Regions from separate parts of the Mus musculus genome. Here all the other regions are linked to region 4. The links are chromatin loops, found by intact Hi-C in ENCODE. Cell type or tissue: heart. All regions are shown on one strand. Each heading gives the region's core, and the rest is flanking DNA. Links, peaks and the distances in the headings are about the cores only.

The links. Hi-C counts contacts between places; a loop is a spot of excess contacts. Peaks named below come from ENCODE experiments on the same cell type or tissue, not always from the same donor. Only the 100,000 strongest peaks of a DNase experiment are listed, where the experiment ranks them.
Region 1: a loop joins it to region 4, with 2.2 times the contacts of the local background. A loop is called at or near these places in 3 of 42 quality-filtered maps.
Region 2: a loop joins it to region 4, with 2.6 times the contacts of the local background. A loop is called at or near these places in 7 of 42 quality-filtered maps.
Region 3: a loop joins it to region 4, with 3 times the contacts of the local background. A loop is called at or near these places in 16 of 42 quality-filtered maps.
Region 5: it touches region 4 in a loop (5-fold over the local background); 8 of 42 quality-filtered maps call a loop at or near these places.
Region 6: it touches region 4 in a loop (3.0-fold over the local background); 15 of 42 quality-filtered maps call a loop at or near these places.

The regions. Positions count from the first base shown.
Region 1 is chr4:40,969,470-40,974,501 of GRCm38, forward strand. Nfx1 (nuclear transcription factor, X-box binding 1) reads left to right here and starts at 1,474. Exons shown (of 24, transcript NM_023739.3): 1 at 1,474-1,590. The coding sequence starts at 1,566. Gm52692 (a long non-coding RNA gene) reads right to left here and starts at 690. Exons shown (of 2, transcript XR_003955193.1): 1 at 133-690. In heart, for the core only: a CTCF peak has its summit at 2,495 (motif pointing left); DNase peaks (open chromatin) are centred at 732, 1,482 and 2,022; H3K4me3 peaks cover 2,240 bases; H3K27ac peaks cover 1,928 bases.
Region 2 is chr4:41,388,547-41,393,544 of GRCm38, forward strand. It overlaps Ubap1 (ubiquitin-associated protein 1), which reads left to right. Exons shown (of 7, transcript NM_023305.3): 7 at 135-1,220. The coding sequence ends at 275. Kif24 (kinesin family member 24) reads right to left here. Exons shown (of 13, transcript NM_024241.2): 11 at 4,892-4,998; 12 at 4,332-4,425; 13 at 2,202-3,706. The coding sequence ends at 3,566. Among named protein-coding and RNA genes, the nearest start is that of Ubap1, 42 kb to the left of the region's middle. In heart, for the core only: no CTCF peak of the experiment used is centred there; DNase peaks (open chromatin) are centred at 295 and 1,765.
Region 3 is chr4:41,273,010-41,278,041 of GRCm38, forward strand. Ubap2 (ubiquitin-associated protein 2) reads right to left here and starts at 2,126. Exons shown (of 29, transcript NM_026872.1): 1 at 2,031-2,126. In heart, for the core only: no CTCF peak of the experiment used is centred there; a DNase peak (open chromatin) is centred at 2,392; H3K4me3 peaks cover 2,424 bases; H3K27ac peaks cover 2,012 bases.
Region 4 is chr4:41,127,672-41,132,703 of GRCm38, forward strand. No RefSeq gene overlaps it. Among named protein-coding and RNA genes, the nearest start is that of Ube2r2, 5.8 kb to the right of the region's middle. In heart, for the core only: a CTCF peak has its summit at 1,897 (motif pointing right); a DNase peak (open chromatin) is centred at 1,940; H3K27ac peaks cover 339 bases.
Region 5 is chr4:41,224,354-41,229,385 of GRCm38, forward strand. Ubap2 (ubiquitin-associated protein 2) reads right to left here. Exons shown (of 29, transcript NM_026872.1): 6 at 2,846-2,923; 7 at 1,927-1,981. Among named protein-coding and RNA genes, the nearest start is that of Gm24837, 15 kb to the left of the region's middle. In heart, for the core only: CTCF peaks have their summits at 1,253 and 2,208 (motif pointing left); no DNase peak of the experiment used is centred there.
Region 6 is chr4:41,283,683-41,288,714 of GRCm38, forward strand. Gm42273 (a long non-coding RNA gene) reads right to left here and starts at 1,459. Exons shown (of 2, transcript XR_881194.1): 1 at 967-1,459. In heart, for the core only: a CTCF peak has its summit at 2,940 (motif pointing left); no DNase peak of the experiment used is centred there.

The DNA of each region.
Region 1 (5,032 bases), core at 561-4,560, 160 kb before region 4:
CAAAGATGCCAATTGACTCTGCAACTTGCCCACAAACGTCTGTTCTCTCCCCTCCACTCCCTCCTCTTGTCTCTCTCATCATCATCATCTCACTACTGCAGGTAGTACAAATACAACGGTTTCGTGTCTCACCTTTCTGAGGCCGATTTTCAAATATAATTCCTGAAGGATTCCTAAATGTGCTCGGTTAGGGGCAGGCTAAGCCACCCAGTCGAAGGCTTCTTAGTCTGTAGATATTAGAAAGAAGTGCAGAAGCCCTGTAACCAAAATGGTCACATCGTGGAGAATGTTTGAGACAGTGTTGTACTGTTGCTCTGGCTAGCCTGGAACTCACTATGTAGATCAGACTAGCCTCAGACTCACAGAGAACTACTGTCTCTGCTGCCAGAGTGCTGGAATTAAAGTCTAAGTCACCACACCTCACCTTGGAAGATTATATTTTACTATAAAAGAGGCTGAGACAGAGAAGATCCTACTGCAAGGCCCGTGCCAAGGTACAACCTTGAGAAATTACGTCATGCAAACAAGACCTGAAGTAAAAGTGGTTTATTGGGAGAAGAGGAGTGAGGGCCTAGGAAAGGAATAGAGGCAGACAAGTAGGCATGGAGCCAGTCAGACAGACAGGAGCAAAGCCATGGGGCAGAGAGAAGGGGACCGGACGCTGACAATAGACAGCTGCTGGGTGGCGGGGGGGGGGAGGGGGGGGACGCTTGGGGGCGTCTCTTTAGACGCAGCACACACCTATCACACACGGTGGAGGCAGGTCTAAGTGGTTGCTAGGGTCCTGGGGGCAGGCCAGCAGAATGCCTGAATACCAACAGGGGCTACATCAGGACACCCTTTCCCCACTCTCCCCCCCCCTCCAAAAAAAAAAAAAACACAGTAACTTCAAACTGTCTACCTCAGTTGGTGTTCATTTGTATTTGTTACTTGCCTACCGGTTTGTGGCTCATTTGCTATTAGTCCTTTAGATACTGTGTTTCGTTTTACACAGACAGGGATAGGTAGCCCAGGACCTGGAACTCACTACATCCCACTCCCATCCCACCCCCGATCCAGCCTCCCAGGTCCTGAAGTCGTGGGCTACCTAACCCTTGGCAGGTAACCTTTTATTGTTTTGCAGTCTTTTCCTCCACAATGCCCTTTGATTACTACAGCGCCCCCCCCCCCCTCGTCGCCTGCGTGAGCCGCTCCAGGCCGCCTCTTAGCTGAAGGTCATTTGAAGCCGGGCGGATGGCAGGACTTGACAAAAAGGCGTAGCAGCTGGAGAACCCAGCAGCTCTCGAAAAGCAATTACGCAAGTTGGGGGCAGTAGATCCTGCGGTCCGGGTGGGTCTCCTCCAGCCACTCGTGTCCCCCCCGCAAACCCCGCTTGCACCCGGGCCGGCGCATTTGTCTGACGTCCCAAATGCGCCATTTCACTGTGTGCTCAGGTAGCACCACCCCCTTGGCTGTCCCCGGGCGCGTAGGAGCGACTAGTCTCTCGGCGCCGGAAATCCGGGACACGTGACCAGGTGACAGCCTTCGCTCGGTGGCGGGGCTCGCTTGAGGTGCTGCGGCACGGGATGGCGGAGGCGCCTCCGGTCTCAGGTACTGTCCCGTTTCCCGCGCGGGACCCCTAGGGTCTAGCAGTCTAGTCCGAAGGGTGCGGGCCATTGCGGTGGCAAGTGGGGTGCGTGCTGCGCGGGGACAGTGGCTCGCGAGGGCCAAGCCACGCGCGCTGCACGTACGGAACCCTCCTCCATCTTCCACGGGATGGGGAGGCTCGGCCCCTGGGTTTCCGAGGAGAGCGGGCGGGTCCCGGCGCCAAGGGAGCGGACGTGGGCCTCTGGCGCCCCCCGCGGGGCTCCTTCCGGCCTTCCCGAGGCCGCGCGGAGCAGAGTCCGGCGGGCGGGCGGGCGGGCGGACGGCCGGCCGGCCGGGCGTAGGCGACTCTCCGTAGCGGGCCCTGGAGGCCAGCGAGTTTGCGCGCTGTGCTAGGGGTGTGTTCTTTACCTCTCGGAGTGGCGGGTTCCGCGCGCGCGGGCCAGCCAGCCAGCGGGCCCAGTCCTGAGGGGGTGTGAAATCCCATATTGAGGTGCGTGACGTGATCCAGTCTCAGTTACCTCATCTGTCAGCCTGGAGTAGTAAGCTAATTCCCAGACCCTCCCTGTTCTCTCCCTGATTGTTGGCTCACTCTCCCTCCTGGAGCTACCCCTGTGGTAGAGACAGCCTCATTTGACTGTTCGTATAAGCTATTTCCATTTTCTTCAAGGTGTATTGGTCAATCCGGGCTTTCAAATTTTGTGGACAGCAAAAAAAAAAAAAAAAAAAAAAAAAAAAAAAAGGAACGTTTTGCATGGGGTATTAGTACACATTTACCTAAATGTAAATGTGAACCGAGAAGCTGGGGCGCTAGTTCAAGTGTTTAAGAACAGTAGCTCCTCAACAGAGCAGTCACGTTCGCTTGCACAACCACCTGGAAAGCTGTGCGATCTGACGCCCTCTTCTGGCCACGGAGGGCATCAGCAAACACGTGGCATATATCCCGTCCCTGTCCCCCCAAAGCACCCTTGCTAAAACAGGAACACAAGATTAAAAGAAAAGTTTTTTTGTTTTTAAAGTAAACCAAATGTTTCAGTGCTATCAGACATGGTAGCGCACATCTTTAATCCCAGCCCTCGGGAGGGCGAAACAGGAGGATCTTTCGAGTTGGAGTCCAGCCTGGTTTACATAGTTGCAGACCATCCAGGGTTACATAGTGAGATCCTGTCTGGGAAGATGGGGTTGGAGGCCGAGAAGCAGAGGTTTCTTTTACTCTCAACAACATACTCTTAACATTACTATTAAGAAGAAGACCACGATGACGACTTGTCACAACCCACTGTGTAGATTTGACATAATGGCCTGCTCTTCCTGAAAATCACAGCAATGTCCAACATTGGCTTGAATTACAATTGCACTTCTGACAGATTGATGGGCCACTATTAGGATGTGCCTGTACAGGTCATGTTCTTTTCCCTGTCTCAGTTTAAAGAGTGCAAGAACACATTGCATTGGTGTGCCCCAGTCTTGACTTGAATGTAAAAATCTTCTTGGAGAGTGGAGAACTTAGGCAGATACGTTGTCACTCCCCTCCAGGCCTTCACTGGCCCTCTAAACCGAATCTGTTCGTTTTCTCCTCCTCGCCCTGACTTATTTCCACACCCTTGGACATTTGAAGCAGAGCTGAGTGAGGGCTAGCTGTGACTCGGAGTTTTAGCCTCTGGGACTGCGCTCTAGGTTACCACCGACACGCCCCAAAGCATGTGCTGAGTCCCTGTGTTCAAGAAATCCCTGCCTCCTTGGTCTATAGTCTTTGTTCTTACTTTAACATCATTTCTAGCTCATCCACTTCCAAAAGTGGTTCTCAACCTTCCTAATGCTGCAGCCCTTTAATACAGTTCCTCAGGTTGTGGTGACCCCAACCATAAAATTGTTTTGTTGTTGCCTCATAACTAGTTTTGCTGCTGTTATGAATCATAATGTAAATATCTGTATTTTCCAGTGGTCTTATGTGACCCCTGTGAAAGGGTTGTTCTATGCTCCCAAAGACCTCACAACCCACAGGCTGTGATCCATTGCCCTAAGTAAGGTCTTTAAACTGATCCAGGATGAAAATTTCCCCCTTATTTTCAGGCTTTCTAGCGCCAACTGGTTGGATTACTCTCTCATTGCTGTGTTTTGTTGGGTATCTGGTACCCCTTACTTGTATTATAATGATACCTTGGCTAGAGGACATCTCACTAATGGAGGAACTACTACTTAAAATACTGAAATGTGTCTCACTTAGGCCATGGGACAGCTTCCTGATTTATGTGTCCCTTTCCTCAAATCTCTTTTAAAGATTTATTTATATTTAAGTACTTGTAGCTGTCTTCAGACACACCAGAAGAGGGCGTCAGATCTCATTATGGATGGTTTTGAGCCACCATGTGGTTGTGGGATTTGAACTCAGGACCTTCGGAAGAGCAGTCAGTGCTCTTAACCATTGAGCCATCTCTCTAGTCCCCTCCTCAAGTCTCTTTATAGATCTTTCTTTTTAAAAAAAAATTTTTTTTTTTTTACACTGTGCATTGTTATACCTGTGTGAGGGTATTGAATCCCATGGAACTGGAGTTAGAGCCATTTGTGAGCTGCCAAATGGGTGCTGGAAATTGACCGTGGCTTCCCTGGAAGGGCAGCCAGTGAGTTCAGCCATCTCTCCAGCCCTCTTGAAGGGTTTCCTGAGGGTTTTGGCTTAGGTCTAGTAAAAGCACAACTATGTATGGCTATTCAATATGAAACGCCCTTTATCAGGCTTTTGGGCAGCTTTACTGACCTTTATCTAGCCCCCTTCTCCATCCTTGCTTCAAGCAGGAGAGAACTGTACAGCACCTCTTGGCACCATTTTACCCATTCCCACTTGTAAGTTTATCTCATCTTCCCAGAATACCTCTGCCACTCTGAGTTTCTCTAATCCTCTTGCCATTTGTGAGGCTCTTCACCCCACCCTCAGAACACTGCCTGTGTGAAAGTGTTTGCCACAAAGCCTGGATTGAGTGTGAGGTTTCTCTATGGCCTTTGTGAACTCACCAGTTCTTCACTATGTTTCTATGGTACTGCTGCCTTGCCTCTGCCAGGGTGCAGTGTGAATATAAGCACCAAGTCACCAGTGCTGCATGCCATTCTACCATATCCTAAGGCAGAATTCGGAGTTGCCTTGGAGTGAGCACCTGTGGCCTTGGGCAAGCTACCCAGTTTTCTCATCAGCAGAGTGAAGGTTAAATGAGCTAATGAAGCTGGAGAGATAGATGCTCAGCTGCTAAGAGCACTGTCTGCTCTTCCAGAGAACTCAATTTTGGTTCTTAGCATCTACACCAGGTGACTCACACTTCCTGTAACAACAGTTCCAGGGGATCTGATACCTTCTCTTGCCTCAGGACACCTACACACACATGTGCTCACACCACAGAGATACCTAAATGTACATATTTAAAACAGAATAAACAGAATAAAGACGTTAACTCATGCA
Region 2 (4,998 bases), core at 1-4,000, 260 kb after region 4:
TTTCGAGGGAACCTTAAAGACCCATGGGACTGCTTGAAGGAGGCAGAATCTTCACCTGCAGTATACACCTACATTCAGCTGCTCTGCGTGGCTCAACTCTTTCTGAAAAAAATTTGTTCTCCTTTATCCCATAGATGATGGAGTTTCTTCAGTTAATGAGCAAATTTAAGGAAATGGGCTTTGAACTGAAAGACATTAAGGAAGTTTTGCTATTACACAACAATGACCAGGACAATGCTCTGGAAGACCTCATGGCCCGGGCTGGAGCCAGCTGAGACCTGGCCCTGCTACGGCCCTGCCACAGCACCACCATTCCCCAAGGAGGCTCTGCACAGCTCACTTGTGGGGAAGACGGGACATGCTTCCAGATTTTCTTTGGGGGTTAGAAGGTCGGATGTGGAGTTGACACTTGTTAGTCTCTGTGAGCCCAGGCCTGAGCTGGGGGAAAGTAGGAAGATTTGGGCATATATGCTCTCTATTGGTTCCTTCCATATTAAACATACCTGTGTTTTGAGAAGTGTCCTTCCCACTTTGGGCTTTCAGAAGGAATACTTGGTTCTTTCTGGGGTCTCTAATGTTCTCAGCCAAAACCTGGCCTGGCTACCAAGAAGAGTGGGAAGACAGGAGGAGCAGACTGCTGCTGTTTTGGGGCTAGATCCTTTCCTCTCCTCTCTGCTGCACCACTGTCAGACTGGGCTCTAACCCAAGTGGAATGCAACTGAGAGGGTCTTCCTGGGCCCGCCTTCCCCGACAGCCCTAGTGTTACACTGGTTCTGGAGTGTCTCTGCGGTACAAAGATGCACTTTTCTTCATGGGGCAAAGTCTGCCTCTTCTGCCAGGCAGTTCCCATTTGCCCCTGTCCAGACTGTTTCTTTTGGCTTAGACCATAATCCTCTGCTGCCCGGGGCATTGGAGCCCCTGTGCTAGGAAGCTGTCAGTTTTGAGTATCATTGGCCCTTTCCAGCACATGGGTGAGAAAACAGGCCACGACTTGTCACTCAGCACTAACCCCCAGTTCTTGAACAGCCTCCTCCAGCCCTGCTTTAGGATGACACAATGAATAACACCTAGGCATAGAAACCAGTCTCTTTGGTTTGTTTGTATTATGTTCTACAATATTAAAGATCTAAATACAAAGGATATAATACAGTCTTGAATCTAAAGTAATTTGCTAACTATTTTGATTCTTCAGAGAACTACTAATAAAAATCTAAAAGGTATGCCATGCTGCCTTAACCTCTTTATTTTGAAAAATGGTTTGACTCAGGACAGTGGGTAGATTACGGGTAGCACAGTCATTTCTGGCCTGGAACAGAGCCTAGTTGTCCCTTTCATATCAGTATCCTTTTCCCACTGAGGGCCTATGGGACTCAGAGGCTGGCCATCCTGTCTCATCTTTTTTTTTTTGTTTTTTTGGTTTTTTTTTGTTTTATAAATACAGACTCTCTAAACCTGGTCTAGTGCAGCCTGTGGAACAAGGGTATATGCTTTCTTGCTAAAGTGGAGAAGGGGTATACAGGTTTTGAGGTATCCTTTAAAATATGACAAGTCAAGTCCCTTTGCTTGTGACTACTACCAGTCACAGGCAAGGTTAAAGTGCTTCCCCGGCTCTCAGTGGTGCTCCTATAGCTGACAGTTCATCCTTAAAATTTCTAGTACTTATCTTTAGTAGAATCCCACATCCTTTTGGTGTTCTTGGTTGGGAATGGCCTCTGATTTTTAGTGGTTATGTGAGAGGCCTTAAGCTAGGAACAGGCTGCCATCTGGTGGTCAGTTCAAGCACTGCCCGTGGCTGCCAGACAAGCCTTTCAGCTCTTTTATAGAGCCAGACCTCACTATAGTCCAGGTTTAGACCATAATCCTCTGCTGCCCGGCTAATTCCTTTGAATTTAGTCCTCAGCATCCCAGATGCTGGGGTTACACATGAACAGTGTCACACCTGGCTTATCTTGGCTTTTTAAATATAACATCCTAAAACCATAGAGTTCTTAAATGTATGTGGTAATGGCTTCAGGGCCCAGGCTGTGACACATGAATCTCAGGTTAACTCAGGAAGACCTATGAAACTAACGGACTCTTGGAGGCTGTTTCCCTTGGGGTTCTCTCTGTTTAAAAGGTGATACAAGAGATGGGAAGATGGTTCAGTTAGTGTATGTGGTACAAGCATAAGAACTGCGTAGAAAGCCTGGAGTAGCTGGTTGTAATGGTGTATGCTACATCTTTAATCTTGGCATTTGTGAGGCAGGACTACTTTGTGAGCTGGTCTACATAGAGAACTCCAGGACTGCATAGAGAGGCACTGTCTCAAAAGAAAGCCTGGAGCGGTGGTCTGAGAAGGGAAGGGAGAGACAAGAATTTTGGACTTGTTGGCTAATCAGTCTGGGTAGATCAACAGGGAGACACTTGCTTCAAAAATAAGGTAGAGAATGATTTGAGGGTACCTGGTAACATCTGTCCTGCACACACAGCAATACAGCAAGAACTCATTTGAAGAGATGTGTGTTTGTTGCTGTGTCAGAAGATTCAGACTGCTGACTGTAGACTCAGTCCCAAGACACCCGTAGCAAAGGCCCTTGAGTGTTGCTGGCCTAGTACCTTGGACCACTCAAGCCTTGGCAATAGACTTGCCTGAGATCTCCCAGCCTGTTTAATCATTCAGAGGCACTGGGAATGAGGAGTCATAGACAGGAGCTAGGACCTGCCACAAGAACTATGAGGGCTGGCAGACACTGACATGGGCCTGCTGTTTTAGCAAAAAAGAAAAATTAATGAGAAAACCGTGCTGCTGTTGGCACCCTCAAAGCTGGATTGCAGGGAAGGAAACTAAAAGCATACCCTGGACCTCAGGTGCTCTTAAGAAAGATATCAAGAGTTGTTCGCCAGGTGTGGTGGCTCACGCCTTTAATCCCAGCACTTGGGAGGCAGAGGCAGGTGGATTTCTGAGTTCCAGGCCAGCCTGGTCCACAAAGTGAGTTCCAGGCCAGCCAGGGATATACAGAGAAACCCTGTCTCGAAAAACCAAAACCAAACCAAAACAAAAACAACCAAACCAAAACAAAAAAAGAGTTGTTCATTTTATAATTTCCAAAACTAAATTTCCACTCCCTGCTGGGAAGGAGTTCACCTGACTGCCTGGCTGGTACCAGTGTCTTTGAAGACAGAAAGGCACTGTCAGCAATAAGGCTGTTGGCTCAACTTGTGCTCCCTAACCTCTGACCTCCGATGTCCAAGTTAACATTAAACATCCTAGTCTTATCCTCAAATTTAGGACATCTACAAAGTTAATAGACCAAGTCCCTACAGATGCAGGTTGGCAAAGTGACTACTACTCTGAGCCCCAAATAAAAGGGGACATGAAGGCTTTCAGCCTAGTACTTTGTTACAGGTGGCCCTGTAGTTGGGAGTTGAGATGAGGTCTGTCCCTGAGTAGTGGGTCATCCAAGGCCATGTATGGCTAGGTTGACCCTAGGGGCAGGACAGGGAGGGGTCGTTTTTAGGAAGGCCCTGGCAGAGCCTCTTCCAGCCCCAGAGAGCACAGCAGTGTCCATCCAGAGTGAGACATGCTCTAAGACACCACAGTTCTTTCGGGGGCTGCAGCGGGCCTGTGGCTGGTGAGGTAGAGCTGTAGCTGGCTTCTCAGACTTTGGATGCACCTGGACTTCAAAGCCATGATTTCATCCAGCTGGGTCACAAAATCTTCAAAATCCTGAGGAGAAACAACACAACTGGAGCCTTTTCACTTGACGGCTGTCTGTCAGATCATCTTTTCTAGCCTGTCTTTTTGTTTTTCACGTTTTCATGTGTCTGAATGTTTCGTCCACACATCACTTGTGTGCCCGGTGCTACCCACAGAATTTAGAAGAGGACATCAGATCTCCTGGGACTGGAGTTCTAGATGGTTATGAGTCACCATGTGGGTGCTAGGAATCAAACCTGAGTCCTCCACAAGAGTAAAAAGTGCTCCCTAGTTCATTGAACTAGGAACATTTCAGAACCCAAGTCCCTCTTCCCCAGGGGAAAACCTTAGAAGTTTCTATGGACTGGGTGACACTTTTGAGACACTTTGTAAGTGAAGACTATTCTGGAAAAAGGGTACTTACAGTGCTTTGGGTCTTCAGGTTGCAAGAAGCAAGGTGGTTCACTGCTACAGTAGTCATAGGGAGGGACCCCATTCCCATCTCCACCTAGACCCTCTGAGGGCCACAAGGCCTCAACAGTTAGTGTGCAACAGCAAAACTTTGTTGTTGTATCTACACCATGGCAAACAGATGACCACTGAACAAAGCACAATGAGTTGTCAGTAGCCCACATATCTGTCCAGTACTACTTACATTAGAATCCATCTGGGTCATTAAGGTCTCCTCCTTCAAGTCCAGCTCAGCCATTTCATCCAGCTGTTCTTTGTGTGCACGGATAATCACCTGCCTGGGAACATGTTGAAGAACAGCCTATGAACACTGAGCCTCATTTCTATACTAGGAGCTTGTAGCCTCTTCCTGGTGTTTTAAGACCAGCTGGCAGCTCCTTGCTCTCTCTGTTCTGTTCTTAGAACTAGTCAAGGGGCCAGGGGGTGCCCACAGGTTATAGGGGGAGAAAGAGACAGACAGACAGATTTTTCAAGCTCATCCCTGCCTCCCCTGCTGCTTCACAAGGGTTGCCTGTTCCCCACAGCTCCCTTCACAGAGGCTGTAAGACAGTGACGACTAGTATGTTTGGTACTAAGTCTGCTCTTATTTTTGCTTGTGGAGGGTTCAGGACCTAAGCAGGTCAAACTCTAATGACTACAGAACAGTAAGCTCTCCCAGTGAAGAGGCAAGCTCCAGTCTAAGCAAATAGGAAAGGGCATGGGGTACTGAAGGGGCTCAAGTCTTAAGAACAAAGTCCAACTTACTGTGCCTGCTCCGGTGTAAGTGGACAATATGTCCTCAAGGCCTTGGAAGAACAGCTGGGGACCACAGGAGAGTCTGAATCTAAGCACCTTGAGATTGGCCTGTGCCT
Region 3 (5,032 bases), core at 494-4,493, 150 kb after region 4:
GATCAATTACAGAACTTAAATGACCCCTAAGTAGGAAAAATCAGGCAGGAACATAATGACAGCAATCAAGTGTAGAATGGGAAACTAAACCTTTGCCCAGTAAGACAAATCTCATAGCAACTGGAAAAGGGCCCTAGCCAAAAGGCCCTGAAGGCAGACAAGATATATTGGACCACCTCCAAAGAGTAGAATTTCTCTCCTAAACTAGGTAAAGAGCACACCAAAGAACCATCCCGATGTCTAAGCTACACTACAGGAGAACTTAGGCATGATAGCCACCTCCCCTCTGTTGGTTTATTTACTGTTTTAGTGTTGGTTATTTGAAAAACCAACTCTTAAAAAAAGAACAGGCACCAGATGGTGGTACCTCATGCCCTTAAGCCTGGCACTCGGGAGGCAGAGACAATCTCTTGAGTTCAAGGCCAGCCTGGTCTACAGAGCAAGTTCTAGGACGGTCAGGACCACACAGAGATCCTTTCTTGAAAAACTTAAGGGAGGTTAAAAAAAAAAAAAACTAAACAACAACAAAAATAAACAATTCAGAGGGCGTATTAGCATGCCCATTAATAGGAGAAAAAAAAAGAAAAAAAAAAGCTTAAAAACTTTACAATAGAAGATATAAATATAAACACTATTCACTGAAAGAGAGAGAGAGAGAGAGATCATTGTAACCAGGCACAGTAGTGTTTGACTGTAATCCATGCAAACTGAAATCCCAGCATAGAAAGACTGAAGCAAGAGGTGCATGGTGACTCATGCCTTTAATCCCAGTGCTTGGGAGGCTGATGCAGGTGGATCTCTATGGGTGCAAGGCCAGCCTGGTCTACAAAGCAAGTGGGGGACAGCCAAGGTTGTAACATGAAGAAACCCTGTAAAAACTATCGAGCGAGCGAGCGAGCTAGAGAGACTGAGACAAGAGGCTCTCAAGTTAAAAGCCAGCCTTGGCTAGGTAGTGCAACCCTCTCTCAAAAACGCCCTCCCAAAAAAAGGCATGCTCTTCAAATAAATGATCTCTGGGTACCTCATAGAATCACCTAAAAGCTCCAATTGTTACTGTACACAATTGCTGGAGAAAAGTAAAGAGTAGGCAGACTATGCACCTTGGAAATAAAGTAGAAAGGCGTATTAGTGGTAGTAAACTACGAGATTATGTTAAAGCAAAAAACTGCAGGAAGACTTCCAAGACCAACCCAAAGAGAAAACACGAATCCTAAGTGGTGACAGTTGACATGCCTGGGTAACTAAACCTGAAAATGCAGGGGGGAAGGTGGGAGAGCTGACTATGCCTGGGTAACTAAACCTGAAAATGCAGGGGGGAAGGTGGGAGAGCTGACTAGGAAAACTGAGCTGGAACGCACCAGGCTAAAGAATTTGTTTGAATTTCTAACAACGCTTTACAGTTCACAAGCACTCTTACCTCACCTTAAAGAATAAATAAACTATGACACCACCAGACTTCAATAGGGCATGAAGAGGAAACTCACAGAGTTTCAACTAACACCAAAGACCACAGTAATGAAAAGTAGTAAAATTGAACTATGCCTTCAGATTAAGTGGGGAGAGACTAGAGCGCAGAAGTTGGGCACTAAGACCAGTCCCAGGACAGGCGCCAGACTAGAAAGCTGAAAGGTGGTCCGGATGGGGCGACAGCGTGGCGGAGGAGCTCCTGCCAACGTGCAGGGACCGAGGTGGGAGAGAAAACCACACCCTCCAGGATAAAAACCCAAAGGGGGGGGAGGGGAAGGCGCCCCCTGGGGCTGGGTGGGGCCGGCCAACTAGGATGGGGGGTGGGGGGTGGAGCAGGAAGCACAGGGCAACCTGAGCGGGAGAGGAAAGAGAGTGCTCAGGCCTGGACACACTACGGAAACATGAAGCCAGCGAGGGAAGCTCGGCCCGATCCACCCGAGTAGACGCTGGGGCATCCCAAAGGGGGCTGGGAGTTCAGAAGACCTTAGCCCAGGTCCAGAAAGCATACACTGCAAGGTTCAGGGCCCTGGGAGGCAGGATGAAGGGGACCGGGTGACAATTACCGCTGCTGCTCTCGTTGGACTCGGGACCCGCCGCCGCCGCCGCTCGTTACCTGCCAATGTGCCTCTTACAAAGCGGCGGCGGCGGCAGAGGCGGCCCTGCCCGTCACGTGATCCCTACGTCACGGGAGAGGGTGGAGCCAGTACTTGAAGATTGAACGGGGTTACCCGGCTGGCTAACACAGCTCTGGGAGCTGAGCGAGAGGAACTATGTGGAGGCGGCGGAGATGGTGACATTGCTTGTGGTCAGAATTTCAGGGTCGTACTATCCGCCGCCTATAGAGAACCCACTATTAAAGCGTGCGGTCGCGCTATGATGACCTCAGAAACACTGCAAGATGCTCGATGCGTGCGGCTCTTTCGTCACGTGACATGGTGCAGCCACTCAAAGCAAGCCTGGCTTCTAGACGTTTTGAGGGCGAACTACAACTCCCAGAGTGCTGCGCGGCAAAGGCACTCTCTACGACCGCCTTTTCTCAGCGTGCTCCTAAGTACAACTCCTGATTCTGACTTATTCGAGCATCTTATGGCTAGCTTCCGAGTTAGTACCAATGGGTGCCACCTGCCAAGCGAACCAGCGTGGTTCCTGCTGGGAGGTGTAGTTCTGGCGGAGAGTGGGTCTAGCTCCCACGTTGCGAGGCTGGCGCTCCGCCCTGCCCTCTGCGCGGGAAAACGCCAACCGCCAGCTGCTGAGCCAGACACCCAGAACGTCCTCGGCTGAAGGCCACGAGACTTCAATGTAGTCAAATGTGGACTGCTTTCTGCATTCCCAACTCTCTTCTGCAGGAAACAACTACCATTCCTTGAACGCCAACGGGATGTTAGAGGTGTTCTAGCCCAAAAGGCTACTAGTATCGGACCGGTTTTGCAAATAGGAAAGGAAAAGTTATTTTCTGGCATAAGAAACCTAAATCAGGTTTTCCTTGTTGAGAAGTTACCTGATCCACCTCTTAGTAAAGATGTTAACCTCAGGAGATTAAGCAAAAGTAATGGAGTTTTGTTGTTTTTTGATTTTTTGAGACAGGGCTTCCCTGTTTTGGAACTTGCTTTGTAGACCATACTGGCCTCAAACTCACAGAGTGCTGGGAGTAAAGGCACGTGACACCACAGGCCGACTCAAATAAAGATTAATCACTAGCATATCTTTAAAAAATAAATAAATAGATAGATGTTGCGCTGGAGAGATGGCTCAGTGGTTAAGAGCACTGACTTCTCTTCCAGAGGTCCTGAGTTCAATTCCCCGCAACCACACGGTGGCTCACAACCATCTGTAATGGGATCCAATGACCTCTTCTGGGGTGTCTGAAGACAGCACAGTGTACTCACATACATTAAATAAATAATTTTTTTTTAGATGTTTAAAACACTTTAACTCCAGCCCAGACTAACCTAGCCTTATTGTGCAGTACATGGTGACCGCTAACTCTCAGCAGTCATCCTGCCTTGGTCTCCCAAATGGTGGTATTTCAAGGATTATAGACAAGAGTCACCCACCATGCCTGATTAATATGTATTTCAAATATATACATATATACCATTCATATATATATAGATGTTTTACCTGTATGTATATATGTAGCACATACATGCCTGGTCAGAACATGGGATTGGGTCCCCTGAAATTGGAGTTAGAGATAGTTATGATCCATATTCTAGGTGCTGGAAATCAAACCAACATCCTCTGGAAAGACAATTGCTCTAAACAGCTGAGCTATATCTTGTTAAAAATTATACATTTAAACATAATAAACCAGCACTCGGGAGGCAGAGGCAGGCAGATTTCTGAGTTTGAGGCCAGCCTGGTCTACAAAGTGAGTTCCAGGACAGCCAGGGCTATACAGAGAAACCCTGTCTTGAAAAACCAAAAAAACAAAAAAAAACCCAAAAAACAAAAACAAAAGAACACACATAATAAAATGTGATTATGTGGCTATTGTCTATGTGTAGCTTATTAGGTTAGATACATCCACAACGTTGGAATTAAGAGGTTAATTAGTGGTGGTGTAAGCCTTTGTTCCCAGGAAGCAGATGCAGGCTGCCTAGTTTACAGAGCAAGCTCCAGGACAGCCAGGGCTACACAGAGAAACCTGTCCCAGGAAAGAGAAAGAGATTATATAAAATGTCTGCTTGGTAAACAATAAGCCCTCAACAAACAAAATTATGTTCAAACCCTATTTGTACCCATAAGGTAAGGTGCAGCTGGTTTAAGCAAGATGGAAAGGGAATTTTCTTATACTGATGGGGGTTCAGTGCTAATTACTAATTTGCTAGTTACTAATAGACTTGATCTCTTTAACCTACTTGGCTAGACAATTGAAAATTTAAACAGTCCGGCCCAGTTCAAGGGAAACCTTTGTTTTTCTGCCTGAATTACAGAATGCTCAGGCTGTACCTGTAACAAAAAGAACGTATTATCCTGATTATCCATGTGTAGATCTATCTTATCTTTCTTGGCCAGTGACCTACTAACATTGTGTTGGGTCAGTTCAGTCTCTATGTTTTCTTGTTTTGTAGAAATGTATGAGAAAATCAAAGATTTTTAAAAAATGTTTTAATCCACTATTGAAAGTCAAAGACTTAGTCAGGCAGTGATGACACACACCTTTAATTCCAGCACTTGGGAGGCAGAAGCAGACAGATCTCTGAGTTCAAGACCAGCCTGGTCTACAGAACCAGTTCCAAAACAGACAGGATTACACAGATAGTCTCTGTCTCAGCAGAAGAAGAGAGGAAAAAAAGGAGAGAGAGAGAGAGAGAGAGAGAGAGAGAGGAGAGAGAGAAAAGAAGGGAGAAAGAGGGAGGGAGAAAGAAAGGAAGAAAGAAAGAGAGAAAGAAAAGAAAAGAAAGGGAAGGAAGAGAGAGAAAGAAAAGAAAGAGGGGGGAGAGGTGTATGCCTTAAATTCTTGCCTTTGTAGTAGGCAGGAGGCTAGCCTAGTGGTTATAGCTTTAATCCCTTGCAGGAAGAGGAAGGAAGATCTCTGAGTTAGAGGTTAGCCTGATCTACA
Region 4 (5,032 bases), core at 311-4,310:
CATGACCACGTAATAGATTTTGTGATGTCTAACTGAGGTGTTATATGTAAAGAAATTACTACATGTGTAGCTTCTTAACAATTGTTAGTTTGCATTAGATGACTGTGGCTTCTAATAGCACTGTCTTTGTTTATTTGTTTTGCTTTTATGAGACAGGGTTATCTATATAGCCCTGGCTGTCCTGCAACTCAATCAGTAGACCAGGCTGGCCTTGAGATCTGCCTGCCTCTGCCTCTTGAGTGCTGAGATTAGCCTGGCTTTCCTTTCCTTTTTAGGAATTTACTTTAAAAAAAAAAGATTTTATTTATATGAGTACACTGTAGCTGTCTTCAGACACACCAGAAGAGGGAGTCAGACCCCATTACAGATGGTTGTGAGGCACCATGTGGTTGCTGGTATTTGAACTCAGGACCTTTGGAAGAGCAGTCAGTGCTCTTAGCCGCTGAGCCATCTCTCCAGCCCAGGGCTGGTTATTTCTAAGCTGTGAGTGCAGGTACCTGCCAAGGCTCAAGGCATCAGAATAGTGGAGCTGGATTCGTGGCAGTTGTGCATCCTGACGTGAGTGCTGGGAGTTGTGCTCAGGTCCTCTGCAAAACTATTGTCTGCTCTGAACCACTGAGCTAGCTCCCCAGCCCCTTGCATATATTTTTGAGACAGGGTTTTGTGTATCACAAGTTACTCCTGAACACAATTTGCAGTCAAGACTAGGCTTGAACTCCTGGTATCCTACCTCCACTTCCAGAGTTTTAGGAGGACAGTCATGCACTGTTACACCTGGCTTTAGGTTAACATAGTGAGTGAAAAATAAACGAATAAGCCTGAAAACTAAATAAAAATATTTTAAATTTATTTTTAATTTTTATGTGCATTGGTGTTTTGCCTACATGTATGCCCATGTGAGGGTGTCAGATCACCTGGAAATGGAGCCACAGGCATTATGAGCCACCATGTGGGTGCTGAGAATCCTTGGGGGGGGCAGCCAGTACTCTTGATCCCCGAGCCGTCTCTCCAGCCTCAGAAAATAAACTTTTAAACAAATTTTCATGGCATTCGTGGAGGTTGAATGCAGGCCTTCCATATTTTTATAAGCACTTTCGAGACAGGGTTTCTCTGTGTAGGCCTGGCTGTCCTGGGACTCACTCTGTAGACCAGGCTGGACTTGAACTCAGAAATCTGCCTGCCTCTGCCTCCCGAGTGCTGGGAGTAAAGGTGTGTGCCACCACTGCCTGGCTCAGTCACATTTCTAACTCAGCCTTTTAATTCAAAACTGAGAGCTAGGATATGGAGTGCACAGCTGCAATCCCATAACTTGGTAGGTAGAAGCAGGAGTTCAAGGACAGCCTCGACTAAGCAAGCTCAAAGCCAGCCTGGGATACAAGAAAACTTTGCTCAAAACAAAAACAAAAAACCACACACAATTAAATTTCCTAAAATGGGGGCTGGTGAGATGGCTCAGTGGGTAAGAGCACCCGACTGAAGGTCCTGAGCTCAAATCCCAGCAACCACATGGTGGCTCACAACCATCTGTAATGGGGTCTGACTCCCTCTTCTGGTGTGTCTGAAGACAGCTACAGTGTACTTACATATAATAAATAAATACATCTTTAAAAAAGAATTTCCTAAAATGTGCACATCAGTACACACCTTTAATTTTAGCAAGTGTGTGGAGGCAGGAGAATCACAAATTCAAGGTCATGCTCAGTTACATAGTTGGATCGAGGCTAGCCTGGGCTACTGGAGACTGTGTCTTAAAATTTTAAACATCCTAAATGAAGTACTTCTTCCTGTTTAGATTATGCCTTTTCTCATTTGAAATAACGTCAATGGACTTTTCTGAGATTCCTGGCTTGGTGCCTTCCAGGTGAGACCTTGGACTGAGAGTATTTTGTTTGCCTGACCACAAGAGGGCACCAGTCAATCACATCAGTCTCTCCCTGCCCTTAAGGAACAGTAGAGAGTGCTGCGGTTTCTGCCAGTTATTTGCTGGGGTAGTTGTGTTTCAGTACCAGGCCTGGAACCTTGGTAGCTGTGAACAAGTAGCACTCTTGCTTTACCACTGAGCTATGTATTCCTAGACTTTTTCACTTTGAAATAGGACCTAACTTGCCCAGACTTATTTATAACTCTCTAGCTGGCTTTGAACTTGGACGCCTGCCTTCACCTGCCGCCATCTCCTCCATCCCCTGCCTCACTAGGTCTGTCAACTTTTATTTCAGAACCTAATAAGTGAAAAATATTAGAAAAAAAATATGATTATGGATTTTTTGGTCTTGAAAACCTGATCTGTAGACAGCTTAGCCATGGAGCTGGAAGGTGGGGTTCAATGTGTTATTTTGTGATACTGGTTATCTTCTTGGCTCTGGTGCGCTCTCTCTCTCTCTCTCTCTCTCTCTCTCTCTCTCTCTCTCTCTGTGTGTGTGTGTGTGTGTGTGTGTGTTTTGAGACATAATCTTGCTGTGTAGCCGTGGTTGATCTGATCCTCCTTAGATAGCTCTAACTCAGCTCAAGGTGTTTCTCCTGCTTCTGTAGCTACCCACATTCTGGACCTGCTGCTTCAGCCTTCCCATTCAGCACTGCTAAAATTACAGACTATGCCACCAAACTTGGTTGCTTTTCAAAACAAATACTTATGTAACATGAACTACAAGAGAAGACCCCACCTCGAAAAACAAGCAAATAAACAACAGAGGCTGCTAAGTGGCTCAAAGGGTTAAAGGCACTGATTCCCAAATCCCACTGGAGTTCTAGCAGATTCACATCATGCAAGGTGATAATCTATTCCAGCAAGTTGATCTCTGACCTCCACACCCCACTCTAGTGTTATATGTAATTCTCTACACAAAATAAATAAATGACATAAACCGGGCGTGGTGGCCCACGCCTTTAATCCCAGCACTTGGGAGGCAGAGGCAGGTGGATTTCTGAGTTTGTGGCCAGCCTGGTCTACAGAATGAGTTCCAGGACAGCCAGGGCTACACAGAGAAACCCTGTCTCGAAAAACAAACAAACAAACAAACAAAAAGCAACAAAGTATCCAAATGCTCAAGTATCTACTTTGTATCAGATGCCATGCTCTTATTGAGATAGAGGTGAATAAGAAACAGTTGCAATTTCCTGAAGGATGTTTTGACTGGCTAGACTAACAAGTTAGGTGGGGCAGCAGCTCTGTATTTACAATGGATAGACCTGTGTATAAAACTCAGTAAGACAGGAAGATGCCAGCTTTCCAATTTAGGGCCGTGCCCAGAGCAGATACCTACTGTATGAGTTTGCAAATTGACTTGAGCCCAGGAATGCAGGCAGATATTTCAATGGGTTAGTCGAGGGATCTATAATCCTATAGGTCAGGGTGGGGCTATGGTGACTGTATGTGGGTGAAATGCTTTGAAGGTGATCTTTCTGCCTATTTGTCTACTCACAGCTGTGCTATTAAAGGTGTCAACATCATCTCCCAGGTTTCTAGGTCAACAATCTTCCTGTCCTTAAATTGAATAGTGGAGGAGAGGAAGCTAGAACTAGGCATATGTCATCATTTTGGGAGGGGAGGATGCTTTAATTAGAATATTCTCCTTCCTTGAGGGGAGTTCTAATTCTAGTGGTAGAACTTGGTCTCATGACCTAGACAAAATTGGGAGCCTGTCAATTATCCTTTTAAAAAAATGTTTTAGACAGGGTCTTATGTCACCCTGGCTGGTTTTAACTATAGAACTAAAGATGACCTTGGGATGAAGGAATGATGTTTTCAAGTACTGAGGTCTCAGCTATGGAGGAAAAAAGTTAGGCTTGGTACATGCCTGTAATTCCAGAATTAGACAGGCAGAGACAGAAGGCTCATAAGTCTTAAGTCAATTGGGTTACATACTGAGTTATAAGCCAGCTTGGACTATATGGCAAAAACATAACCTGTCTATAAATAAATAAATGCCTCATTAAGTGGATTTTTGTACAGTGACTTCCTTCCAAACAACACAGTAAAGAAGGGGTGGGGAAGCAGAGTAACTTTACAGTGGAAAGACTTGACATACTACTTTAGCCAGGTGACCAAGGTCAACATCAACAAGGCTAATCATGCTCTGCTCTATGCCCTTGGTATGATGTGATGTACATGGTATTTTACCTCTGTGATCATTCCCTTTCACAAAAAAACCCCAAAATAAAATACCCCAAATAGTCTTTCTTATGAGAAAAACATTTCAAATCCCAATTTTGAAGTTTTTTCTACTAAATTCTTGGTCTAGATAAGTGTAGTGGCCTACTCTTATAATAATCAAACATTGTGGAGACTGAGGCAGAGACGGCTAATTGAAGTCAGTCTTGGCTATATAGTAAAATCCTGCCCCCACCCCCAAAGTAAAGAAGAGGACCAGCAAAAGATAGCTTAATACCCAAGTCTGATGACTGAGTTTGATCCCCGAGACTCACATGATGGAGGATGGTGGATACCCAAGAAAGTTGTCTCTGACTGTCACATACAGGGCACACCACACATATAGAGTAAAAAAGAGTGGATGGTGCAAATCTTTAACCCCAGCACTTGGGAGGCAGAGGTAGATAGATCTTTGTGAGTTTGAGGCCAGCCTAGTCTACAGCCAAGACAGTCAGGACTACACAGAGAAACCCCATCTTGAAAAAACAAAGAAAAAAACCCCAACCAAACAAAAAAGATAGGATGCAAAATAGAAAAATGACATAGGTAAAAAGAAAGGAAAATATGAATAAATCTGATCTTCATGTCGCAGTAATGCAGCAGATTAGCATGTCTGTGTTTTCAGGAGATGGATGGGGAACGTCATTAAGTTCGGGGTCACCGGCCAAGCAGGCCCTGTTTGAGTTGACCACCTTTTTGGGTACAGGTTGTTATGGGTGCAACTTCTGGTGACAGTAGCCTGCCCTGTACCTGGGTGCAGGAATGAGTAGCATTTGTTCAGATCATGTTGTCCCAGATGTTGTTCTGTGTGAGCTGGCAAACGGCCAGCTCTATGACGCCACCCCACAGGCACAGGGGGAACACTTTCTGGATATGGTAGTCTGA
Region 5 (5,032 bases), core at 517-4,516, 97 kb after region 4:
TAGGCAGCACCACCTGTCAAAAGAAGAACAAAGAAGACCTTCTCCATCTTGCTTTGGGGAAAGTCCCTAAATATAGTGACCTTGCTCTTTGGCTCCTATAGTTCCACTTCTGGCTAACTGAAGTGTGTCAACCCAGGAATGTAGGTTTTGTGATTAAAAGCCCGTTCTGAGAAATGCTCAGGGCTACAACTCAGTCTCAAACACCTGGAGTAGTTACTAATAAAAGTTTCTATTGGCTTGAGCTGTGTCCTAGTGGTCTTCTCTAGTGGATACCTCAAGTTTACAAGTATTACAAGTTTATACCACCATTCCCAGTTTTATGGTATGCTGGGGACGGAATTTTCTTTGCCTGTTCTAGGGAGGCACTCTATCAACTACATCGCCAGCCAAGCGTACATATCTTCAACAGACGTTACTTTAGGATCATCTACCTACTTTTGTATAAATGGTCTTCAAGTTTCTACAATATAGTCTTTGGCATCCTGAAAAGTTATGAAGACCTGGAAGCCTTCCCAGTCTAGAAAGAACACCATTGAAAATGTCCAATGAAAGGACCAGAGAGAAGGTTCAAAGTGGTTAAGAGCACTTGCTGCTCTTGCAGGACTTGGGAGACAGGTTCCATCCCCAGTACCCACTCGAAAGCTCAAAATGGCCTGGAATTCAAAAGTTCCTAGGAAACCTCTTCTGGCTTCACAGGCCCCTTCATGCCCATGGCACACAAACATACATTCAAGCCCACACATAAAACTGCATATTTTAAAAAAGTCCCAATGAGAACAAATACATCAAGTGTAAACGTGTCTCCTTCTTGTGTCAGAATTGAAGCTTCGACTGTCCTGAAACTTGCTTGTAGACTAAGCTAGCCTTGAACTCAAAAATGTGCTGGTCTCTTGCCTTAGTGTTGGGATTAAGGAAGGGTCTGTCATAACACCAAAAGAACTTTAAAACTCTTTATATTTTCTGTGTTTTCCCTACATGTACATATATGTACCATGTGCATGCTGCCTGCCCAGAGTCCAGAAGAGAGCATCAGATTCCCTGGAACTGGGGTTACAAATGGCTGTAAGACATGATGAAAGGCCTGGGTGCTGGAACCAAACCTAAGACTTCTCCAATAGCAGCAAGTGCTATTAGCTGATGAACCATCTCTCCAGCACCCCCAACTGTGGATTTGAGTAGAATTATATTCTTCATATATGGATATAGCTAAAGAAATGTTTTGTTCACACTTCTTTGTATTATCACTAGAGGGGGCTGGTGAGATGGTTCAGAAATAAAAGAACTAGCTGTCAGGATTCACAGGCTACATCCATGTTACAATGCACGCATAAGAACATAAGTAAACAGAAATGCTATGAGTTTAAGGCTAGGGTTCCAAATTCAAGTTGTCTTGCCATGCACAAAAGAAACAGTAAGAGAAAGAAAAACTAGACATAACAGTAGCTAACTCTAACACCTACCTAGAATGCTCAGCATTCACTACCATCACTCAGGACAACACTATCATTCACATAAACACTTCATGTTAAATAGCTAGATTTAGCCGCATCTGTAAGTGGCTTTCAACCTGGCAGCCGAGGACATTATGCACATATGCCTACTCCCTTGGGAACATGTGGTGTCCGCAGACATGTTAGTAACTTCATGAGGAAGGAGAGGGGTGTCAGGTTAGAGAGAAGGATGATGTAGCATCACTGTGCAGCACATGCACACCAATGAAGTTATCCAAGCAAACTGCACGGAGCAGAGGCTTCAGTGCTGACGCAGCATTTACTGCAACAGCAACAACAACACTATTTTCACTATGGTTAGAAAGCCCTTCAGAAGTACAACCACCTCTAGCTGGGATAAAGTACAGGCAGGTCAAAGGCAGATAAAACAGAACAACTAGGAAGCACCTACAGCAGTGGGATGGCTGTGACTTACCCCATGCTTTGAGCGGAGAACCTTCCTGTCCCTCTGCCCCTGCCACGTCCAAATCCTTTAACAAAACACAATTATAGAATATAATTGTATTTGTACATGTATATATAATGATTAAATAAAGCAGAGTTTCAGGCCAATCTGGGGCTACAGGGTGACTTCTCAACCTGTAGTCAATCACAGACTACAGTATGAGCCTTTTTTTTTTTCCTTAAAAAAGAAGAAAAAAAAAAGCAGCTAAGCAGCTAACTCATTCTTAGGGGCATCTGATGCCCTCTTCTGGCCCCCACAGGCATTGCATACACATGGCACACAGATGTACATGCAAGCAAACCGTTCACAGATAAAACAATTTAAAATATAAATAATGCCTTGGCAATGGTGGCGCACGCCTTTAATACCAGAGGCAGAGGCAGGCAGATCTCTGAACTGGATGCTAGCCTGGTCTACAGAGCAAGTTCCAAGACACTCAGGGCTATGGAGAAACTATGTGTAGAAAACAAAATACCCCAAACCCCCAAATAAATAATAAGCTCTCCTTGCTTTGTTGGTAGTGTAACCATGTATATCATACCTCTGTCTCAGCTTCCTAAATGCTGGGATTACATCTGTACACCACTATAACTGATTATAAAAGTGGCTTAAACAAATCATCTGAAAATAACCAAAAGGATTCTTCAAAGTGACAGACATAATCCAGGATCTGAGGGATGGCTCAGGGATGGAGCCATTCTTACCAAGGACAGGCAACCTTCAGCACCAAAAATAACAAAACCAAAGCAAAATGTAAAAACAAAAGAACCGGGCATAATCTAAGGGGTTCCTTCTCAGCCATCTTAGAGAACACTCCTTCATACTGCATTTCCAATCATCCTTAATAGCCAGGGTGGCAGCAGCTGGCCTGGTCCTCCTCCCCCCTCACCTCTGCCTCGGGCCCGCTTGCCCCGCTCCGCAGGCTTGTCTCCTTGGCTGCAGTCAATCCCATTCTCTTCACCTTTGACTAAAGAAGAAAAAGCAAACATGTCAACTTTTCATTTTCAAACCTCTTACCAAACTTATGAGATACAAAACCAAGATCAAAATGCACAGAAAGAATCAAAAACCCAACACTCTTCTTTGCAATCCCACAAGTTCAAGGCCAGCCTGGTCTAAATTCAAACAAGGGCTACATATTGAGGGAGCACCTGTCTCAAAAGCCAAAAAGGAAAAAAAAAAAAAGGTTAAAAAGAAGTTAAAATGTAAACAACATTTAGAAATCATGATGAATAAAAAGTAGCACAAATCTAGAAGCACATGACCAAAGGCTTATCCAACACTAGGATGACAAAACCAAGAGAATCGTGAATTCAAGCTCAAGGCCAGATGAACCACATAATCAGACCTAGTATTTAGAAAAAGAAAAAGAGCTCTTAAGGTCTCACCTTTCTTATTCTCAGCTCTCTTTCTCTCTCTCCCTTCCACCCTCTCTCCACATGGCCATGGCTGGCCTCTCTCTTTCTCTTACTTTCTCTCTGCATTTCTACAATAAAGCTCAAGGAAGGAAGGAAGGAAGGAGGGTGGTGTGGAACAAAATCCTGAATGGCACCAGATGCAATCCCAGATAGAAGACTAAAATGAAAATCACATGGTGCTGAGCATGGTGGCACAGTCCTTTAATCCCAACACTCAGAACAGAGGCGAGAGCTCTGAGGCCAGCCTGGTCTGCAGAGCAAGCTCCAGGGCAGTCAGTCAGACCATGACTAAAACAGTATACAGCATGGGCATTTTACTTTCTGTCTACATGTACCCTCCTGTAAAATAAATTTTCTATAAATAAGTACTAAAACCCAACACTTACTACAAAACAATGCTATCTATAAACATCACAGAACAAAAGGTAAAGTGTAAGAGACAGGCTTTGTAGCATCCTACCAGAAAAGGCAAGGACAGACTTCTGTTTCTCATATTCATACTGGATCCAATAGATCCATACAAAAACTAGTCAATAGATATTGATATCATTACTCCACTTTTTAGTTGCTGCTTAGCTCACATGAGCTTGGCTTCATTTGCAGTACAAATTTAAATTTATCCTATCCCTTCCCATCATCCTCACCTGCTTCTGAACTTTATTTCTCCCCAGAACAAGTTCTAACAAACATTACTAAACTATTGAGACCAGGTGTGGTGGCCCACCCCTTAATCCCAGCACTTGGGTGCCGAGGGCTGGCAAAGCTCAGGAAGTTTAAGGGCAGCCAAGGCCACATAGTGAGATCCTGTCTCAAAAACAATAAAAACCAAGTATTTTATAAGTGCTAGAAGTGTGGTCAAATAAAAGCCCAAGCAAAGGCCCCTGAGTGAGTCCCCAGCACAAACTATACATTTCTATTACTTAAATACTCATTTCTCGATCTTGATGTTATTGTTCAATCGACCTTCATTTAAAAATAGAGCTGGTGAGGTGGCTCAGTGGGTAAGGGCTCCTGCCAAGCCTGAATTCACTCCCAGGACCCAAATGGTGAAGGGAAAAAGTCAACCCCAAAGTTTTTCTCAGACCCCCACATGTACACCATGACATGTGCACCCACACCCGTTATGAAAATAAAATATATATGTACTTTTAAAATTTAGAGTGAGGGACAGAAGTGGGTGCCTGTAATTTCACTGCTGGACAAAAAGGAATCTTAGCTAAAGCCGGCTCAAGGTATATATTGAAAGTATAACAGTTTCATAAGGGCTAGGGAGAGCTCTTTGAGAGAAGATTTTACGATATAGCTCAGGTTGGTTTGGAACTCACAATTTTTCTATTAAAAGCTCTCAAATTCTAGGATTATAGACATGAGCTCACTGTGAGCTGTTTGAAAATCTATGTGTTCATTACTACAGGTTGCCAAGTACTCCCTACACAGCAACAAGTTGTCTCCTGGGCTGTTCCAAGTAAATTGGTGTCAAAATATGGATCAAAGGAAACTGCTCAAACAATTCTGCCTTCTGAATCTGCCTCCTTTAATTTTTTTTTTTTTTTTTTGTGTGGTGGGAGGGGGAGGTGGGTGACAGGGTCTCACTATGTAACCCTGGGTGGCCTGGAACTCCATGTAAATCTGTATGGCCTCAAAACTCACAGGAACCC
Region 6 (5,032 bases), core at 680-4,679, 160 kb after region 4:
GGTAGGGCTGGAGAGATGGCTCAGCAGTTAAGAGCATATATACTGCTGTTCAATTCCCAGGACCCATGTAACTCCAACTACAGGGGGTCCCACATCTCTGGCCTCTGGAGGAACCCACACATTCAAATGCACAGTACAAAGACATACATATACATGGTTAAAAATAATGAAAATAAGGATTTGAAATGGAGCTGGGTAGAGAACTTTCCTACCATGCATAAGGCCTTGGGTTTGAATCTCCAATAAAAAGGAAAGGAAAAATTAACTCTAGCCTGCTATCGTGCTAAAGGCCTAAGGCAGAAAGCTGTTTGAGCTCAGGAGTTCAAAACAGGAGGGAGAGAGATTAAGAATCAAAATGGGGGCTAAGCAGTGGTGGTGCACTCCTTTATTCCCAACACTAGGGAGGCAGAGGCAGGAGCATCTCTGTCAGTTCCAGGCCAGCTTAGTCAACAGAGCTGTTACACAGAGAAACTCTGTCTCAAAACAAACAAGCAAGCAAAACAGATCTCTTTGGCTATATCTTGACCCAGAGCCCCTCTGCTTCTGCTTCGTGAGATTACTTAAGTGGCAATGAGACTCTGGGAAGCAGGTTAAACCAGTTTCTACAGGCCTGGACCTGCCCTGCCAGAGAAGAGCCCTACTGAATGCTCCTTTCAACTTTAGTCCCAGCCAGCTACAGAGGTCCAGGAGACACAAAAAGGAACACACACACTAGCACAAATCTCAAAAAACAAATGGAGCCCAATTGGATCTTTTAGTGCTGTAGTCCCCGGGGGCAAAACTGTGGTTGCCTTTTTGCCCTGTTCTGCGGAGCTCACAGTGGTAGCTGAGTCCTCTATTCCTCCATTCCTAGGGCCTCATTCCTATGGGACAGCTTCGTTCCTCAGAGTTACTGAGACAATGGGTTTTCAGTTTCTTCCTCCAGGTTGCTCTGAGTTCCCTGAGTCCTATAGAAAAGCCACTTACGTCCCTTTCGTGGCTGGCCTCTCTCTCGCCTTACTGTGGTTATACAGTGTAGACTCCAACCGGAAGGAATTATGAGGCTCCAGGTCAGCATTTGGCTAATGGCCTGGTGGGAGCCTCGAGGGCCTGAAGCTGTGTGTTGAAGTTATCTCTAATCAGTGCCTCTCTTCCTCGTTGCTCGTGGTTATTCTGGCTGAGTTCAGATGAAAGAGATCGACCATCTCCCCAGGACTGTAAATCCAGTATAAAATCGCAGTAAATGACTCTGGTCCTTCAAAGCCTGAAGAACGCCTTACTCCTTTACTTGATCAAAGAAGGTCAAATTCGTCCAGAGAGAGTTAGTTAATGAACTGCTTATTTAGAATTGACCAGCTGCCTAGAGCCAGGCATGGTTGACCTGGGAGACTGAGACAGGAGATTGACAACTTCAAAGCCCATTTATAGTGCAAACTTATTTTAAAAAGCTGAATTAAAGCCAGGCAGAGTGTGCATATACCTTTAATCCTAGCACTTGGGGAAGCAGAGGAAGGAGGATCTCTGAGAATTAGAGGCCAGGCTGGTCTACACAGTGAGTCAGGCCAGACAGGATTACACAGTGAGACCCCCACCCCCAAAGAGAGGGGGAGGGGCTCAGAAGGCGTCCACTGCTGAGCCTGACCACCCGAGTTAGTTCCCTGGGACCTACACAATGGAAGGAAAAAACTGACTCCCACCGCTTGCCCTGTGACCTAAACACGTGCAGAGACACCCTTCCCCCCACCCCCAATAAATAAGTACAGTTAATTAAGTAAATTGAAAACTTATCATCCTTTACAAACAAACAAAACTACCAAGAACCCAAATCAAACAAACAGAATACAGGAACATCACCCAAACTCCAACGACTAGGAGATGCCACTAATGTAACTTCTGTAAAATTTCATTCACGGAAGTGGGTAACAGCCCATTTCTTACATAGAAATATACATATGGCTTTATTTTCTTATTGTCATTATTATTTTACAGTGCTGGGCATTAGGGAAGTACTCTAGCTCTGAGCTACATCCCTAGTACCCACCTGGCATGTTGTGGTGTGTGTGTGTGTGTGTGTGTGTGTGATATGTGTAGGCTCATGCATGACGTGGTCCACATGCAGAGAGCACAAGACGACTCTGTGGTTGTCTCCTTCCACCTTTACATGAGCTCTGGGTGTTTTTTATGCTGGCCTGTTTTGTTGTTGTTGTTTTAAGACAGATAGCACAGATTGGTTTCAAAGTCTTGGTTATCCTTCTGTGATAGTTTGTATATGCTTGGCCCAAGGAGTGGCCCTGTTGGAGTAGGTGTGGCCTTGTTGGAGTAGGTGTATCACTGTGGGTGTGGGCTTTTAGACCCTCATCCTAGCTGCCTGGAAGCCAGTATTGTGCTAGCAGCCTTCAGATGAAGATGTAGAACCCTCAGCTTTGCCTGTGCCATGCCTGCCTGGATGCTGCCAATGTACCCATTTTGATGATAAAGGACTGAACCTCTGAACCTGTAAGCCAGTCCCAGTTAAATGGTGTCCTTATAAGAGTTGCCTTGGTCATGGTGTCTGTTCACAGCAGTAAAATCCTAAGACACCTTCCATTTCAGGCTCCTACGTTCTGGGATTATAAGCATATCTCATCTTACCAGGCTTCCCAGACAGCTTTAAATACCCATTTTTGTGAAGTTGTGTGCATATACATGCTTTTATACACCAATCTATACAGAAATCATAGGGAAGGTTAGTTTAGGGGTTACAGCTCTGAGAACTTCAGTAATAACTGAAGTACTATAGCTCTGCTTGCCTCGTCCCTCCTCAGTCCTAACAATGGGGTTTGGAAGGTTGGGGAGGTGGTTCAGGTGCACCTTGAAACAAAGTTTTATAATGGATCTGTGGGGGCACGATTTCTTTAGCATTCTTCCTAAGTGTTGAGTCAAGAGTGATGCGTTTAGAATTTGGCTAAGTTCTGGCTCCCCCTACTGGGAATGTGATGGATTCTCTGGTCACACAAGGCTAAACAGACTATCTAGCTTCTCAAAGAGACCCTTGAAGTACAGTAAACTCCCCTTTCTTTTTCCTTTCCTTCTCCTTCCTCCACATTCTGTGATATAGAATTAGGGTCTTGCTAATGATTAGTTTGAACTTGGCTATTTTGTCTATGTTGACCTAACAAATGGCAATCTTCCTGTCTCTTCCAAATAATTAATAATACTGGGATTACTGGCATTTGCCAGTGCACCCAACTGAAGGTTGGCAAATGTGTCTGTGTTGCCCAGATACCAACTATGGACAAATCTAGAGATGATATTTTAGGTTTCTGCTATGTGTATAAATATGTATGACTGTATTTTTTTGTGTTTGTTTGTTTGTTTGTTTTTGAGACAGGCCTTGGGTTCTCTTTGTAGACCAGGCTGGCTTGGAATTCAAAGAAATCTTCCTGCCTCTTCCTCCCAAGTTCTGATGATTAATGGCATGTGCTATCATGCCTGGCTGAGAGAAGAGGGAATAGGAGAAAGACAGAGACAGAGACAGAAAGAGGGAGCCAAAGATGACATTGAACTTTTTTTTTTTTTTTTTTAATTCCCACATAGGATCTCTCTGTGTAGCCCTGGCTGTCCTGGAACTCACTTTGTAGACCAGGCTGGTTATCCTTCTGTGATAGTTTGTATATGCTTGGCCCAAGGAGTGGCCCTGTTGGAGTAGGTGTGGCCTTGTTGGAGTAGGTGTATCACTGTGGGTGTCTTAAAAGATTAAAAGATTAAAAAACTTAAAAGATTCCGCAGCCCCTGCCTCCAGAGTTGACCTTGAACCTCTGATTCTCCTGCCTATGTGCACTAGGCTACAAACTGGTGTCAGCCACTTACCTGGTATGAGGTACTAAGAATTGAACTCAACTCAGTCCTCCTTCCTCAGTCTCTCTAATGCTAGAATTACCATAGTCCTGGCTTATTTGTGGGGAGGGGTTCTTTGTTTTCTGTTGTTTGTGCTGGGGATTAAATTCAGGACCTTGTACATGCCAGACAAAAGTGTTTTACAATTGGGCTATATCTCTAGCCCTTGTTTTGTTTTTTGTTTTTTTTTTTGTTTTTTTTGTTTGTATGATTCTGAGACAAAGTATTGCTATATGGCTTAGCACTCACCATGTAGATCAAGCTAGTTTCAAAACTTCTGGGAGCCTGTCTCCTCAGTGCTGGGATTGCAGGTATATGCCACCATACAAAGCTACTTTTTTTTTTTTTTTGAGGTTATTTCCTGTTGCCCAATGAACTGTGTAGCTACCCAAAGGTAAATACTCGTCCTGCCTCAGCCTCCCAATGTTGGGATTACAGGTGTGCACCACCATATCTAGTTGCTGGTCTGTTTTGTGATGACACTGACCCACAAGTACTGTGGTCATTTCCTTATTTACAGACATGGACTGTGTAGTGTTGTTGTCTGGCTAATACTAGACACCTGTCCTTAGATCCATCTGCACCAGCACGCCTGCCTAGAGTACCTGCTAATCCCCAGAAATCAAAGGAAAATTCTCTATATTTTGCTTTTTCTACTCACTCACTAATTCACTCACTCACACACACACTCATATACACATACATACACACAATACTTACATACTCACACACACACTAATACACACATTCAAACACACTCACACATGCTTACACACACACACACACACACACACACACACACATTCACACAACAGTATCCCTCCGTCCCCCGCCACACACACCCCATCAGTGCAGGGCCTCATTTTGAGTCCACAGCCCTAAGCAGCTGTACAGCTAGAACCAGCCCCTTCTCTCTCATTCATACTCAGTGTTGGCAGATGGCACCTAGGAGCAGGGGTCCTTTCTCAGGGATCTGTGTTAGTACCTTAAAATACACTCTAGCTGGGTGCTGGTGTTGGTGCACACCCTTAGTCACAGCACTTGGGAGGCAGAGGCAGGTGGATCTCTGAGTTTGAGGCTAACTTGAAGACCAAATTCCAGGACAGCCAGGGCTACACAGAGAAACTCTGTCCTGAAAAACCAACCCCCCCCCAAAACAAACAAACAAACATGCACT